Linked DNA regions of Homo sapiens: regions 2 and 3 are each linked to region 1. Evidence: read pairs that join two places in POLR2A ChIA-PET (ENCODE). Cell type or tissue: MCF 10A. All regions are shown on one strand.

Region 1 (5,000 bases):
GAAATGAGAGCACCGAACAAATTCATAACCTTTAGCAGGCATTTACTTTGAGGCTCAAAATGACAGTTTTTAAAAGGTTTTGTCAGCGAGTAGCTCCTATAATTCACTGCTTTAACAATAAAAAGATAGATCTGAAGTTTAGGGAATAGATTTCAGAACTGACTTTTAACTTTGCCATTATCTAAATTGATTCCATTTGACCTAGTTTTGCTTTGCTTCAAGGTCAAAAGCACTTGTGGTCTTATAGACTGAATTTTTCAATATTTAAAGAACACGCTCAGAAAATTGCCAGTGGGCATAAAATATGGCCAAAACCTTGAATTAGTTGGAGCAGAGCAATCAGACTGGTGCCTTGTCTTTTATTTTTAATACCAAGACAGATAATTAATATTTATGGGACACCTATTTTGTGCTAGATACTAAGAAGCTGAGCATATTATATACCTTATCTTACTTAATCCTGACAAAAATTCTATTTGGTAAGCATGATATTCCTCATATGACATATGAGGAGACAGAGGCTATGACATCTCCTAGCTAGAAAATAGGATTCCAGGCCTGGCGCCGTGGCTCATGCCTGTAATCCCAGGACTTTGGGAGGCCAAGGTGGGTCGAGGTCAGGAGTTCAAGACCAGCCTGGCCAAGATGGTGAAACCCTGTCTCTACAAAAAATGCAAAAATTAGCTGGGTGCGGTGGCAGGCACCTATAATCCCAGCTACTCAGCAGGCTGAGGCAGGAGAATCGCTTGAACCCAGGCAGCAGAGGTTGCAGTGAGCCGAGTTTGCACCCCTGGGCGACAGAGTGAGACTCTGTCTCAAAAAAAAAAAAAGAAAAAAGGAAAATAGGATTTATTTTATTAGAGCTACCCAAGAGAAAAGAAACACTTCTCTAACTTTATCTGGCTAATATTTAGAAAACAGATTTTTTTTTTTTTTTTTTTTGAGACGGAGTCTCACTCCGTTGCCCAGGCTGGAGTGCAGTAGCATGATCTTGGCTCACTGCAAGCTCTGCCTCCCTGGTTCAAGCGATTCTCCTGCCTCAGCCTCCTGAGTAGCTGGGATTACAGGTGCACGTCACCACACCTGGCTAATTTTTGTATTTTTAGTAGAGATGGGGTTTCATCATGTTGGTCAGGCTGGTCTCGAACTCCTGACCTTGTGATCTGCCCTCTTCGGCCTCCCAAAGTGTTGGGATTACAGGCGTGAGCCACCGTGCCCAGCCTCAGAAAACAGATGTTTTAAAAATTGAGCTATAATCGATACATAATAAGATGCAAGTGTCTTGAGTGGCCCATTTGATAAGTTTCAGCATTGTTTACACTTCTGTAACTGCTTCCCCAAAACAAGATAAAGAGCACCTCCCTAACCCCAGGAAGCTCCCCACAGCCCTGCCAGTCAATGTCCAAGCACCCTGGGTGACCACTGCTCAGGTTTCTGTCACCATCGGTTAGCTTTTGCTGTTCTTTGAAGTCACATAAAATGTAATAATATAGTATGTACATCTTTGTATCTGGCTTACTTCACACAGCATAAGCTCTTGAGATTCATACATACTGCTTTTTGTATCAGTAGTTTGTTCTTTTATTGCTGAGTGCTATTCCATTTAAGGAATATACTGGCATTATTTACCCATTCTCCTGTTGATAGACATTTGGGTTGTTCCCAGTTTTTGCTATGTGAAAGAAAAACAGAAACTATGCCAAAGGGAAAGTTGAGCTTGGGAACTGAGTCACCAATACTGTCTTCCCTTTGTTCCCAAGCAGATAGCTGTAATTTCACAACCTATGTCATACTCTCACTTCCTCTAGTCCTTCTCTTCACTTGTTTACTTTATCTTACAAAAAAACATAGATTTACTGAGCGTGGAGGATGCATAATTGACTTTTCCCTCTATTTCCTCTTTTCACATGTAAAATGTAGATTCACTGAGGTTCATCAGAGCATCACAAGAATGTAACCATCTGCCTCATGGCCTGCCTCACTCCTTTTTCTCCTTCTCTTGCTTGCTCATTCCCCTTTAAATACCGAATTTCCAAAACCTCCTTTGGGAAAAAGCGTAAGTCACAGATGCTCCTACAATTTGTACTTTTTTCCCCAGGCATTTCTTCAACTTTGGCTAAATAAACCTCTAATCAACCGAGCCCTGACTCAGTCACATTTTGGTTAACAGCTACTAGGAATGAGGATAACATGAACACTTGTACAGGACTTTTATTCGACACGTTTTCATTTCTTTTAGGTAAATACTTAGGAGTGGAATTGCTGGGTCATAGGACAGATGCTGGTTTAACTTCTTAAAGAACTCCTAACACATCTCCAGATTATTGTACTGTTTTTGTTAAATATTAAGGCTCATTCAACAAATATTTATCAGGCAGCTATCATTTCCCAGACACTGCTACAAGTGTAAGCAGTAAGAAAAACAGAACAAAAATCTCTGCTGTAGGGGACAGCTACTTGGGGAAGATTCAATAAACAAATAAGCAAGTTAAATACAGAATGTCAAGTGGTGATAAGTGCTAAGGAGAAAAATGAAGTCCAAGGAGGGGAAGAAGCATCTGGCATGTGCTTTTTGCATGATTAACATTAGCTATTATCTTTTTTTAAAAAAAAAAAAAAAGAAGAAGAAGAAGAAACTGGATCTTGCTTCTTTTGTTACCCTGAAGTCAGATCATTGGATTTCACAATGGGGAAATGGTGACCTCAGCAAGAAGAGTTTTAGAGTTTTAGTGAATCACACGACCTCTTAATTGGTTTCGAGTCATTCTTGGCAGCTGACGCAAAAAATGGGCTGTAAACGATCATAGGTGAGTGTAGAGCTTTGGAGTCAGACAGTCTGGGCTCAAATTGTGACTTGGTCACTTACAGAGTGCCGTTGGGCAAGATATTACCTGCTCTCAGTCTCAATTTTGTTATTTTCAAATAAAGATAATGATAAGAATCCTAACCTCCTAGGGTTATAAAGTCAAAGGAAGATAATGTTTGTAAATTGCTTGGCACAAAGCCTAATAAACACTCATTTAACATTAGTTGTCATTATTTTAAAAAAGAGAGACTTGGGTTTGGTTTCTTATGTGACCTAATTGAGTACTTGATCCTCATAGCCTACATTTGACACAAGATGTCTGAGTATTCTCTGAAATATATATCTCATGGTCGCACCTGGCTTTGAGTTGCTGCAAGACCCTTTTGAGATCAATCATGTTTTATTTCCTGTGAGTTCTTTCTTTCTCTCCTCTGTTCTGACCCAGATGTGGAATTCACCTCTCTTTCCTTGATTTTCACCCAAAATCTTTATTTCACACAAAGCCATTGGGCAACCGATGAGGAAGATGAAGAATGGTTCAGTGTATGTGATAGCACCCAAAAGATCTTGAAACGCTTGCAAACACCATGAAATTGGGCATTTCCCACCATAGCCCACTCCTTCTGATACCATGCCATACTGCTCAGCCATCCTGTTTTTTTCTCCCTCTTTCTCTCCTCCCCTCTATTCTCAGCATTCCCCCATGCCAAAATCTATCTTTATTTCTCCAAAGGGCAGTTTAACTGTCTCATGTGTTTTCTTGTTTTCTGAAACTTCTGGTCTCAGAGTCCAACCTCTACCACCAAGCGTCTTGTTAAGAAAGACAATTTCTTCTCCTAGATAAGTTTTCATACCAGTTGTAACTTAGTCAACAACATATGGCACATGATAGCTCTTTCATCTTGGTTGTCCTCATGTGTGAGATGAGATGCATAATTTTGGTCAGAAATTGGCATTTCCTTATTATCTGTCCGAGGTTCCAAGCTTTCTCAGAACAGGTCATGTCTCAGATCCTCAACATGGTTTTCTGACCCATTCCGAAGAGACCTGGAGGTTTGTTGGACCCTGCTTATTCCTTTCCCTTCCCTCCCTCCCCTGGACTTGCCTGGGGCCGTTCTGGGATGTGGTGCCAGGTGTGTGAATATGGGCTCCTACAGCCTGGCACACTTTGCTCTCTAGAAAGTCAATTCTATTCCTGAACTGTGTTCTTGGGCTCTCCTTCTGAATCTCAGCTTGTTTCCCACATGTTTGTTTCACTAAGGAAGCCTTTGGGGTTTTCTTTATGCCTTTTTAGCAAACTGTATTCTGTTCTTTTGCTATTTTGCATTTGGAATTATGCCATGAATTATGCAGATTAATTGTTCTTCTTTTACTTTACATCTCTGTAATTGCTAAGCTTTCTAATTTTATTTTCTTATAAAAATCCTCTTCCCTTAGCACCAAAAAAAGAGAGGAATACTTAGGTATAAATCTAACAAAATATGCACAAGACTTACAAGAGGGAAACTACAAAGATCTGATGAAGGAAATCAAAAAATTAAGCAAATGAAGAGAGATTTCATGTACATGTGTAGGAAGACTCAATATTGTCAAGATGTCAGTTCTTCCTAACTTGATCTATAGATTCAATGTAATCCCAATCAAAATCTCAGCAATTTAGTTGGTGGATGTAGACAACAAACTGATTCTGAAGTTTATATGGAAAGGCAAAAGATCCATGTCAGCTAACACGATATTGAGGAAGAAGAACAAAGTCAGAGGATAGATACTCCCTGGCTTCCAGACTTACTATAAAGCTACAGCAATCAAGACAGTGTGGTATTGGCAAAAGAATAGACAAACAGATCAATGAAACAGATTTAGCAGTGGAACAGACTACAGAGCTCAGAAATAGACCCACACACATATAGTCAACAAATTTTGACAAAGGAGCAAAGGCAGTGCAGTGGAGAAAGGCTAGTCTTTTCATCTAATGGTGCTGGAACGACTGGACCTCTACTTGCAAATCAATGAATCTAGACATAGGCCTTACACGCTTCATAAAAATTAACTAAAAATGGATCATAGATCCAAATGTAAAGCACAAAATTATAAAGCTTCTAGAAGATAACATAGGAGAAAATGTAGTTGGTTTTGCGTTTAGCAATGGCTTTTTAGAACAAAAAGCACAATCAATAAAAGAAAAAAATGATAA
Region 2 (5,000 bases), 77 kb before region 1:
TAAGTCAAATGGACTTCCCTTGTAATCACAGGATAGAAAACAAAGCCCTGTGTGGAAGAGACAGGCAGTACTTTCATGCCATTTTCCTTTACTTAATTACACAGAGAAATTAATCCTACTGTGAGTTACTAATTCAGATGCCAGACCAGTGTCACTGGCAGCCACAGGGCGCTCTGCCTCCCTGTGCTGGGCCCTCTGGGCAGGGCATACCTAAGTGGGGCCCTGCAGGGTTCCTTCCAGGTGCTCACCCTAAAGGCTGGTCACTTGTGGTGGAAACTGACACCCACCACTACCGTCTTGGGCAGAACCAGCACCTCCTTCCCCTCCCGGCTCTCCAAGTGGACATAAGCAACAGCCCCTCACTCTTGCTGCCAAGAATCTGTGCATCTGCAGGAAGGAGAAAGGAGATGCAAGGTACTATCCATGCCAAGCCCAGGTTATGGCTTTAGGGTTTCCAAAGAAAACCCTGTAAGCAAATGCACACCTGGTGAAGAGGGAAGCTATACAGGTCAGCACCCACACCTGTACTCAAGAACCAGGTGCATCAATCTCTGCTTTCAAGACCCTGTGTCTTGGGCTCAATCACAGCTTGTGCAGGGCTCTGTCCACCAAAAGGCTCAACAGTCAAGAGAAAGCTTAAGTGGAATAAAGACAGGAGCAGCTGAAGTGGCCCAAGAGATGGCAATGGCTGGAATCAACCCAGAAACGGTAAAGGGAAGAGTCAGAGTGCTAGGCCCTGTGGACACGGATGGCTCTGGGAGCCCCGCTCAGGAGTGGGTGGCCGTCTGCGGCCGTGTTCTCCCTAGAGAGGAGTGACAATGAGGCAAACACCATCCACGTGCACAGTGCTTACAGTTTATAAACCTGCTGTCACACACACTTCTGCCCTTCTCCCAGTGAACCTCTGAAATACCTATTGTTTTGCCCATGTTATAGATAAGGAAACTGAAAGCCAAACAAGGTTGCGAAATTTACCTGGACTATAAAGTTAGAGCCAGCACTGAACCCAAGTTCTGTCTCCAAGCCCAGAGCACTTCCTTTCTCAGCATGTCCCGCTGCCAGGTTGTGAGCACACTCAGGTATAGTATAATCCTGGCACCAACAGACTGGCATCCCAGGCAACCAGCCTACTCTCTGGGTGTCCCTGGGGAACATGCACACGCTGCTGCTGCCTGCACTCTGGAGCAGCCTCCTTCCCAGATGGCCTGCCGTGATGGAGCTGCACTTCTCAGTCTCAGCATCTTGGCCAGGGGCCGCCACTGGATGTCTCACGCTGCAGTGGACCAGTTGTGCACCCCAACCCTGATCAGAGGCTGGACCCTCTGCCAGCCTAGGCTTACCCCATCCCTGCCTGAGCAGACTCCCTGGCTGGCCCAGGCACTTAGCAGTGGGATGAGAAAACCACCCACTACTTTCTTCTGTCCTATCAGTGTCCCTACTGCTAACTTGGCTGAATTCCTTGTTCCATGAGCAGGGGACCCTTTTGTGCCTAGTCCAAGTCCCAGCCACCCTCCACGCCCAGGGTTCCCGGAGCCGCCGTCTGTGTTCTCTTCCCTTGCAACTCCACAGCTGGGCATCCGGGACAGAGTGTGAGCCACCCCTCCCCTCATTTCCTTTCTTCCCTTCACCCCAGCATGCTGGGATCACTGCATGCTGTGCCCTCGGGCTACAGTACCCACTCCTGTCCCTCTCCCATCCTACATCCACTCTCACAGAGATGGCAAAATCTAGCTCAGCTGCAACCCTTTTCATGAAACTTTTGTCATTCACAGCTTTAAAAAAAATTGCTTCCTTCCTCTGGATTCTCAAAGACTTTACATCTTTCTCATGCAAAGTTTTAACTTTCTACTGTGGACTACTGTTGGACGTTAGTACTGTAAGCTTTAGTCCTGCCCAATTCTTCCCTGTCAGCCCACGTGGTTACTGCCTACTGCAGTTCCTAGGCCAGCAGGAGCCCAGCAGGCAACCATGGAGCGCGGACATGCTCAGAGACAGCCCTGAGTGTCTCGCTGCAGAATCGCCTGTGGTTGTTGATGAAAGCACTCACTAATGATTTGTTCCTCTACCTGGGCATTTTGAAGTATTTTAATTTTTAACAGGACACAAGAGTCCTGTAAAGGAATGACATCCTAATGATGGAATTTCAGGAATGTCCACTCATGGGGACTTTTCCATAGTCATGTGAGGAGAAGAGCTGTTGACTGCCAGGCCTGTAGCGGCCAACTGTGAGCACCTGAACTGCACTGAACAGGCCACACTGATGATGGGCAAGGGAAGCTCTGGCTTTTGTATGCTGGCCACCCCTGATCTCAGGGAACTGGCTCACTGATCCACTGGATATAGGGTGACCAGCTATTTAGGTTTACACAGAACAAAGGGGTTTCCTTAGGCCCCGGATTTTCAGCTCTGAAACCAGGGCAATCCTAGGTAAACTAGGGTGGTTGGTCACCTGAGAGGAGGTGAGTCTGTTATGAAAACACGTGCAAGGTGTTCAGGCATCTTTAGATTTTTATAGGAGAAAAAGCATACACATTTATTTAATGTATATATGTGGGAGTCTTCAGAATGAAGACCCAACATTTCAATGAGTAACAGAAGCTTATATACTGTCTTGAGGTTACAGAAAGAATGGGGGCATGGGTCCTAGGAAAAGAGGTTATGGGATGGGGGAGAAGAGGAATGTTCAAGGAGGGATCTTTAAATGTCAGATGTTACTACTTCATTGTAAGGATGCAGGCTCTCTATTTAAAACTTTCCCTGACTAGAATTTGGTGGGGCAGCTGTCCGGGCAATGGTTCTCTGCCATCTCGCTATTTATTTTCCCTGCCATCTCGCTGTCTCTGTTTTATGTATGTATGTATGTACATGTGTATGTATGTAAATATTTGAGACAAGGTCTTGCTCTGTCACCCAGGCCAGTGTGCAGTGGAGCAACCACGGCTCACTGTAACCTTGACCTCACAGGCTCGAGCAATCCTCCCACCTCAGCCTCCAGAGTAGCTGGGACCATAAGCATGCACCACCATGCCCAGCTAATTAAAAAAATTTTTTTTTGTAGAGACAGGGTCTCACTATGGTGCCAGGGCTGGTCTCGAACTACCGAGCTCAAGCAATCCACCCACCTCAGCTTCCCAAAATGCTGGGATTATAGGCCACCATGCCCAGCATTTTTTTTTTAATTTTTGAGAGAGTCTCACTCTGTCACCCAGGCTGGAGTGCAGTGGTGCAAACACGCATCACTGCAACCTCAAACTCCTGGGCTCAGGCGATCCTCTTACCACAGCCTCCTAAATAGCTGGGATTATAGGTGCACCACCAAGCCTGGCTTATTTTAAAATTTTTTGTATTTTTTGTAGAGATAGGGTCTCACTATGTTGCCCAGGCTGGTCTTGAACTCCTGGCTCAAGCGATCCTCCCACCCCACCGCATCCCCTTGGCTTTCCAATGTGCTGGGATTACAGGTGTGAGCCATCATGCCAACCCCACAGTCTCTCGAGAGACTCCCAATTCCTCAAAGTTGGAGAGCAGCAGAGACAGCACTGGGAGCCAGTGGCTTCTGAAGGGGCCTGAGCCCCATGAGCTTTGCCTGGCTTTTGCCTCTATTTCTGGCTTCCCAAACAAAACCTGTTCCAGCAAAAGTCACACTGTGCTGATGCCTTTGGACAAAGCTGTGTGGGTGGGCAGGGTGAGTAGAGGAGGAGATGAAGCCAGTGGTGAGAGAAGCCCAGGTGAAGGCAGTAGATCAGGCTCGGTCCTCCCCTGTGACTTCGGGGATAAGCAACAGTGGTGATGGAACCCAGAGAAACAGCGTGCTTGTCCCGTCCGTCCAAGCACAGTTGAAAAGCCTTCCAACTTAACACAAGCTGGTTTTCTGCACAGACGGAAAGATTCCTGATTTCTTTGGGGGAATACTTTTTGCAAAGAGGGTCGGAGCAACCGGGGAAGTATTGGATGCTATATATTTCAACCATTTAGGTTACATTTAAAAGTACTACTGAACGTCATGTTAACAAAAACAACAAACAGGAGTAGTAAAAAGAGGGAACATTTGCCAGTACTTTCAATGTTGTGACTCTGGATCACTGGGTGAAATGTACATTTTGACTGCATGGGGTGGGAAATAGGGAAGGGAGAGGAGATCTGAGGGATGTATGTGTGGAAACTTGGCCAGCAGGTACAGAAGTGTGGTGAGACTGTGTAGAGGGACTCTGGGGAGAGACCAACCCAGGTTCAAATTCTGCCCCTGGCATGTGAAGCTGAACGAGGTGTCCTTGGGCAAGATACAATCCCTCCTAACAGTTTCCTACCTGCTGAGCACCCACCGAGCACTGGGCACGCGCTGGACAGCAGCCATAGGTGCCCTCAGTTCCCTGCGGGAGCAGGGGAGGTAAATTTTATTATCCACATTTTACAAATAAACAAAACGTAAAGGATAGAAGGAACCCATTCAAGGCCACACAGGCAGTAAGGAGCAGAACAAGAGCACTAGGTGTGTTTGACTCTCACGACACCACGCGGCCTCTTACCTCAGTCTTCTCATCTATAAAATGGGCATTGTGTGTGTTAAATTCTCTGCACTCAGGTGCTTAATTAAATATTAGTTCCCTTCTCTACCTCCCTTCCTCCTTTTAGTAGTGCTTAACCCATTGCTCTAAAAAGCTGTTTCCAGAAATACTGGTGTTGGTCAAGGGCCTGCTGACTTCTTAGCTGCTGTGTTCACTTTTTCCTGGAGCTGTAGCAAGGCGGCTGGTTATAGAAGTATTTCAGTAAATATGTTTTTAATCATCGAACTCAACTTTGCTTTCAGCGAAGGTGACAGTTAAAATTGCTGCCTTTCATTTTGCCAGTCAGCCCAGCATGCCACATGAAGAGGCGTGTATTTTTTTTTTCCCCCTCATATGATATATTCACACCCAGCGTTGGGGCTGAAATTTCAGTCTCGCGCACGTGTTATTTTAGGATTTCAGTGTAGATCCCCCCATAACTCACTTTGTCCTCTT
Region 3 (5,000 bases), 750 kb before region 1:
ATGCTCCTACATAGATAAATATTGCCAACAGCATCATCTTTTTATTTTAATTTTAAAAACTTACATAGAGTAAAATCTACTTTTTTGGTGTAAAGTTTTATGAGTTTTACATGTGCATAGAATCTTGAAACTAACAGCATAGGCAGGATACAGAACAATTTCAACACCTTAAAGAATTCCTGGCCAGGCTCAGTGGCTCACACCTGTAATCCCAGCACTTTTGGAGGCCAAAGCAGGTGGATCGCCTGAGGTCAGGAGCTCCAGACCAGCCTGGCCAACATAGTGAAACCCTGTCTCTACTAAAAACACAAAAAATTAGCTGGGCATGGTGGCAGGTGCCTGTAATCCCAGCTACTCAGGAGGCTGAGACAGGAGAATCACTTGAACCTGGGAGGTGGAGGTTGCAGTGAGCCGAGATCATGCCATTGCACTCCAGCCTGGGCAACAAGAGCAAAGCTCTGCCTCAAAAAAAAAAAAAAAAAGAATTCCCTTCTGCTTTCCCTGTGTAACCAGACTCTCTTGTCCCTGGCAACCACCTATCTGTTCTCCGTTCCTATATTTTCACTTTTTCCAGAATGTCATGTTGCGGGAAGTCAGGGACCCCGAACGGAGGGACCGGCTGAAGCCATGGCAGAAGAACATAAATTGTGAAGATTTCATGGACATTTATTAGTTCTCCAAATTAATACTTTTATAATTTCTTACGCCTGTCTTTACTGCAGTCTCTGAACATAAATTGTGAAGATTTCATGGACATCTATCACTTCCCCAATCAGTACTCTTATAATTTCCTATGCCTGTCTTTACTTTAATCTCTTAATCCCGTCATCTTCGTAAGCTGAGGATGTATGTTGCCTCAGGACCCTGTGATGATTGTGTTAATGGCACAAATTGTTCGTAAAGCATGTGTGTTTGAACAATATGAAATCTGGGCACCTTGAGAAAAGAACAGGATAACAGCAATGTTCAGGGAACAAGGGAGATAACCATTATGTCTGACTGCCTGGGAGCTGGGAAGGACAGAGTCATATTTCTCTTATTACTGAAAACGGGTAAGAGAAATATCACTGAATTCTTTCCCCAGTAAGGAATATTAATAATTAACAGCCCTGGGAAAAGAATGCATTCCTGGGGGAGGGGGGGGCCTCTAAAATGGCCGCTCTGGGAGTGTCTGCCTTATGCAGTTGTAGGAAGGGATGAAACACGCCCTGGTCTCCTGCAGCGCCCCCAGGCTTGCTAGGATTAGGAAATTCCAGCCTGGCTAATTCTAGTCAGACCGGTTCTCTGCTCTTGAACCCTGTTTCCTGTTAAGATGTTTATCAATGACAATGCGTGCACAGTGGGACATGAAACTTCATTAGCAATTCTAGTTTCACCCTGGCCTTGTGACCTTGCCCTGCCCATTTGCCTTGTGATATTTTATTGCCTTTGAAGCATGTGATCTCTGTGACCCACACCCTATTCATACACTCCCTCCCCTTTGAAAATCGCTAATAAAAACTTGCTGGTTTTGTGGCTCAGGGGGCATCACAGAACCTGCTGACATACGATGTCTCCCCCGGACACCCAGCTTTAAAATTTCTTTCTTTTGTACTCTTTCCCTTTATTTCTCAGACTGGCTGACACTTAGAGAAAATAGAAAAGAATCTACGTTGAAATATTGGGGGCTGGTTGCCCCTATAATGTCACATAAGTAGAATCACACCATATGCAACTTTTTGGTTTGGATTTTTTCAGCTAGCACAATATATTTGAGATTCATCCATGTTGTGTGTATGAATAGTTTGCTCTTTTATTAATTAGTAGCATTCCATTGTACACGTGTACAACAGTGTGTTTACTCATACACCCATTGAATAACATTTGGATTGTTTGACGCTCTTGGCAATTATAAGTAAAACTGCTATGAACATTCATAGATGAGTTTTTGTGTGAATGTAAGTTTTTTTGTTGTATCTTAAATAGTATTTTAAGTACCCTGATTTGATCATTACACATTCTATGCATGTACCCCATAAATAAGTATGTCATAAATCATATGTAGCCCATAAATATGTACTATTACATGTTTGTAATAGTACCCCATAAATCTACCCCAAAATATGTACTATTATATATATATATATATACATTACTATGTATCAAAATTAAAAAATTAAAAAAATTTTTGAAGTAGATTTGTTGGGTGATACAGCACACACACACACACACACACACACACACACACACAGATATGTCACATTTTAAGAAACCATCCAACTGTCTTCCAGAGTGGCCGGACCATTTTGCATTCTCATCAGCAATTGGTGAGAGTTTGTATTGCTCTGCATGTATTCCAACACCTGGCATTATCAGTAATTTTTTTTTTATTTTGGCCATCTTAATAGGTGTGTAAGTCAAACTTTGATGATATTTTGACCAAGCATGAAAGAGTCCAATTCATTTTCTGTTGGTGGTATTTATGAACACTTCTGAGGGTGCTTCAGAGCTCAGTAGAGCTTCGGGATGTTATCAGGGATAATCTAAAAAAGGATTCCATTATCAATTAAGAGTTTAGGACTCAAGAAGTTTTTGTTTTTAATTAAGTAAGTTTCCATGCTACAAGACTACCCAGTATCTTTAATATGCCTATGTGCATAATGACTGTCCACAGGAAGAGACAGTAGGCAGTTTTCCCCTGAAATTTGAAGATGGAACTCTTTGGCCTATGGAGCATCCCAAAGGTTGAATATTGGGCAAAACTCATTTAGGAAATGCTGCTGTCATTCACAGAGAGAAGAAAAATAATCTGTGGATACTCAGTAACCATGCATTAACTGAAAACAGTTTTCTTCTCTACAAAGTGAACTTTTTCACTTAAGAAGTTCTCCTTCTTAATTTATTGATCCTCTTAAGAATAAGGTTTCCGTGACTCTTCTGAGATATCCCATCACAGAACTGTGATTAACTTAAAAAGACCCAAGACATTGAGATTTCTTGACTTCCTGCACAGGAGGCTGGTTCTTCATTGAAATGATATTTTCTTTCTTCCATGGCTGTCCCTCTGAGCAGAGCCATATTTTGGCATTGTGAGCTGTTCTCAATCACCAAAGACCATAAACTAAGCCAGGAAGACTTTGACCCATTGTTTTACCTCTGTTCTTGTACTCTTTACTGTCGTTAATTAACATGAAAGTTCCATGTTTTCTCCTTCCCCACTGGTCCAAGTGCATGGCCTGCCCTGAGGGACGGTGCGGTGAGCCTGCTCATCAGAGTACACATTCCCTGTCTCCAAGGATGCCTCTGGTATATTTCCTTTATCTGGAGTTGAAATTCTTCTCTTTGGGCTTTAAGCCCTAGTGGTGGTTAGCAGGCTTGGTCAGAGGTAGGAAGATTTTACTCTTGCTGGTGATACATCAAGAGGAAATTAATAAAGGATTCTGAACAGTGCTCAATCGACCTGAATCTAGAATTCTTGCTGAGATTGGGCTTTTAGGAACCCTGATGAAGAGATGAACTCAGCTCTCTGTTTCAACTGAGCTCGTCAATACAGCACTAAGGCAATTTGGCCAATATAACAACCCACCGTGAATCACTACAAAGCTGAAATTGTGTCCCTAGAGAGCTCACTGAAATGGACATGAGTATTTCATGAGAAAGGCTAGTTCACTGCAGAGGCAAAAGGTTCATCTAAATCAGTGTTTGTCGTTGCTGTTATGCAGCCAGCAAAGTGAGGTTTTCATTCTGTTTTGACTCCAGCTGTTTTCCTTCAGGGCTGCTCCTGCTCATGTGTCTGAGGCTTTCCCTGTTGGAGGCCTTTGGCTACCTCATCCCAAGGTGCACCTTCCATAGACGGTCTATCAGGCTGGCCAAGGGAAAGCAATTCTTGTACCCAAGACCCTGTCACCTCTTGCTACGACTCTCCTTATCCCTTGCATTTCTACCTGGTCCTGAAGGCCAACTGCTTCCTCTTTGACATCTCTTTTTTCACTCCATAATGATTCCTCTTCTAGCCTTTTATCCACATAGAGGGCCCTACCTGTGTGCCTGAGATGGAGTTGTCTGGGTTCATATGAGGATTCCCTACCTAGGATCCTCAGCTGGTATTTCTTCAAGAATGGCCAACAGACCAACTGCATCAGTACCACCTTAGGGTGCCTGTTAAAAATACAAATTAGGGGGGCCCATGGGATCATTTGCAGGAAGCATGGAATCTGCCTTTTAACAAACACCCAAATGTTTCTCTTTGCATTCGAGTTTTAGAACAATTGGCCCAGCCCTTCCCACCTATAGATCTGCCTGCTGGGCATCACCTCAGCTCATTTCTGCTTCTCTTTATAAGAAAGTCTTTTATATATTTGCAGATTAGCCCCATCTGTCTCAAGCCTACAAACTCATACTAATAAACGGCTTGTTGTAATTTTCTTTACCGCACTCCCATCCCCAAATAAAATCCCATCAATTTTTTATATCTCTGTTTTTTTTCTAGTTCTCATTGAAAGGGACTTACACTTATAGGCATGAGAAAAATAAAACAGTACAAAATTACTTAGAACACTAGAAAACTGAACAAAACATGTGAAACAACAGCGTTCAGACACTGGACTATGGACTGCCCAGGACTGTGACCCCTGAGAGAAGGGAAGCAGGGAGGGCAAGTCGGATAATCCTTCAGTCTTGCTGCCTGGAAGCAGTTTCTGAACTGCAGTTCAGGGAAGGGGAATTCAAACAGATTCTGGAAATCTCACCAAATTGAGACAAAATAAATCAGAGTTCAGGGAGGTCAAACAGCCAGAATGTGGGGCAGAGAACAGACAGGAGAGGATTTCACAGAGAAAGAATTCCAGAAATCTGAACAGGGGTCCCTTGAGTCTGAAAAACCAGTCACTATGTGGTTAGGATAAAACTCCACAAGGTGGAGCAAAGAATAATTTCCAGGAAAAGAACAATTACCAGAGAGCTGTAAGCCAAAAAGTTTCTAGAGCTTACACAGAAGTGGGAATCATTTGAATGTCCACCAG

The links. Peaks named below come from ENCODE experiments on the same cell type or tissue, not always from the same donor. Only the 100,000 strongest peaks of a DNase experiment are listed, where the experiment ranks them.
Region 2: POLR2A ChIA-PET joins it to region 1 with 5 read pairs; 5 of 35 experiments call an interaction of 5 or more read pairs at or near these places.
Region 3: POLR2A ChIA-PET joins it to region 1 with 5 read pairs; 3 of 35 experiments call an interaction of 5 or more read pairs at or near these places.

The regions. Positions count from the first base shown.
Region 1 is chr1:230,456,926-230,461,925 of GRCh38, forward strand. No RefSeq gene overlaps it. Among named protein-coding and RNA genes, the nearest start is that of PGBD5, 33 kb to the left of the region's middle. In MCF 10A, no CTCF peak of the experiment used is centred here; DNase peaks (open chromatin) are centred at 1,726 and 2,746.
Region 2 is chr1:230,380,201-230,385,200 of GRCh38, forward strand. The region is part of intron 1 of PGBD5 (piggyBac transposable element derived 5); the gene reads right to left. Among named protein-coding and RNA genes, the nearest start is that of PGBD5, 44 kb to the right of the region's middle. In MCF 10A, no CTCF peak of the experiment used is centred here; no DNase peak of the experiment used is centred here.
Region 3 is chr1:229,706,101-229,711,100 of GRCh38, forward strand. No RefSeq gene overlaps it. Among named protein-coding and RNA genes, the nearest start is that of URB2, 82 kb to the left of the region's middle. RefSeq lists an enhancer at 1,092-1,619. In MCF 10A, a CTCF peak has its summit at 4,862 (motif pointing right); no DNase peak of the experiment used is centred here.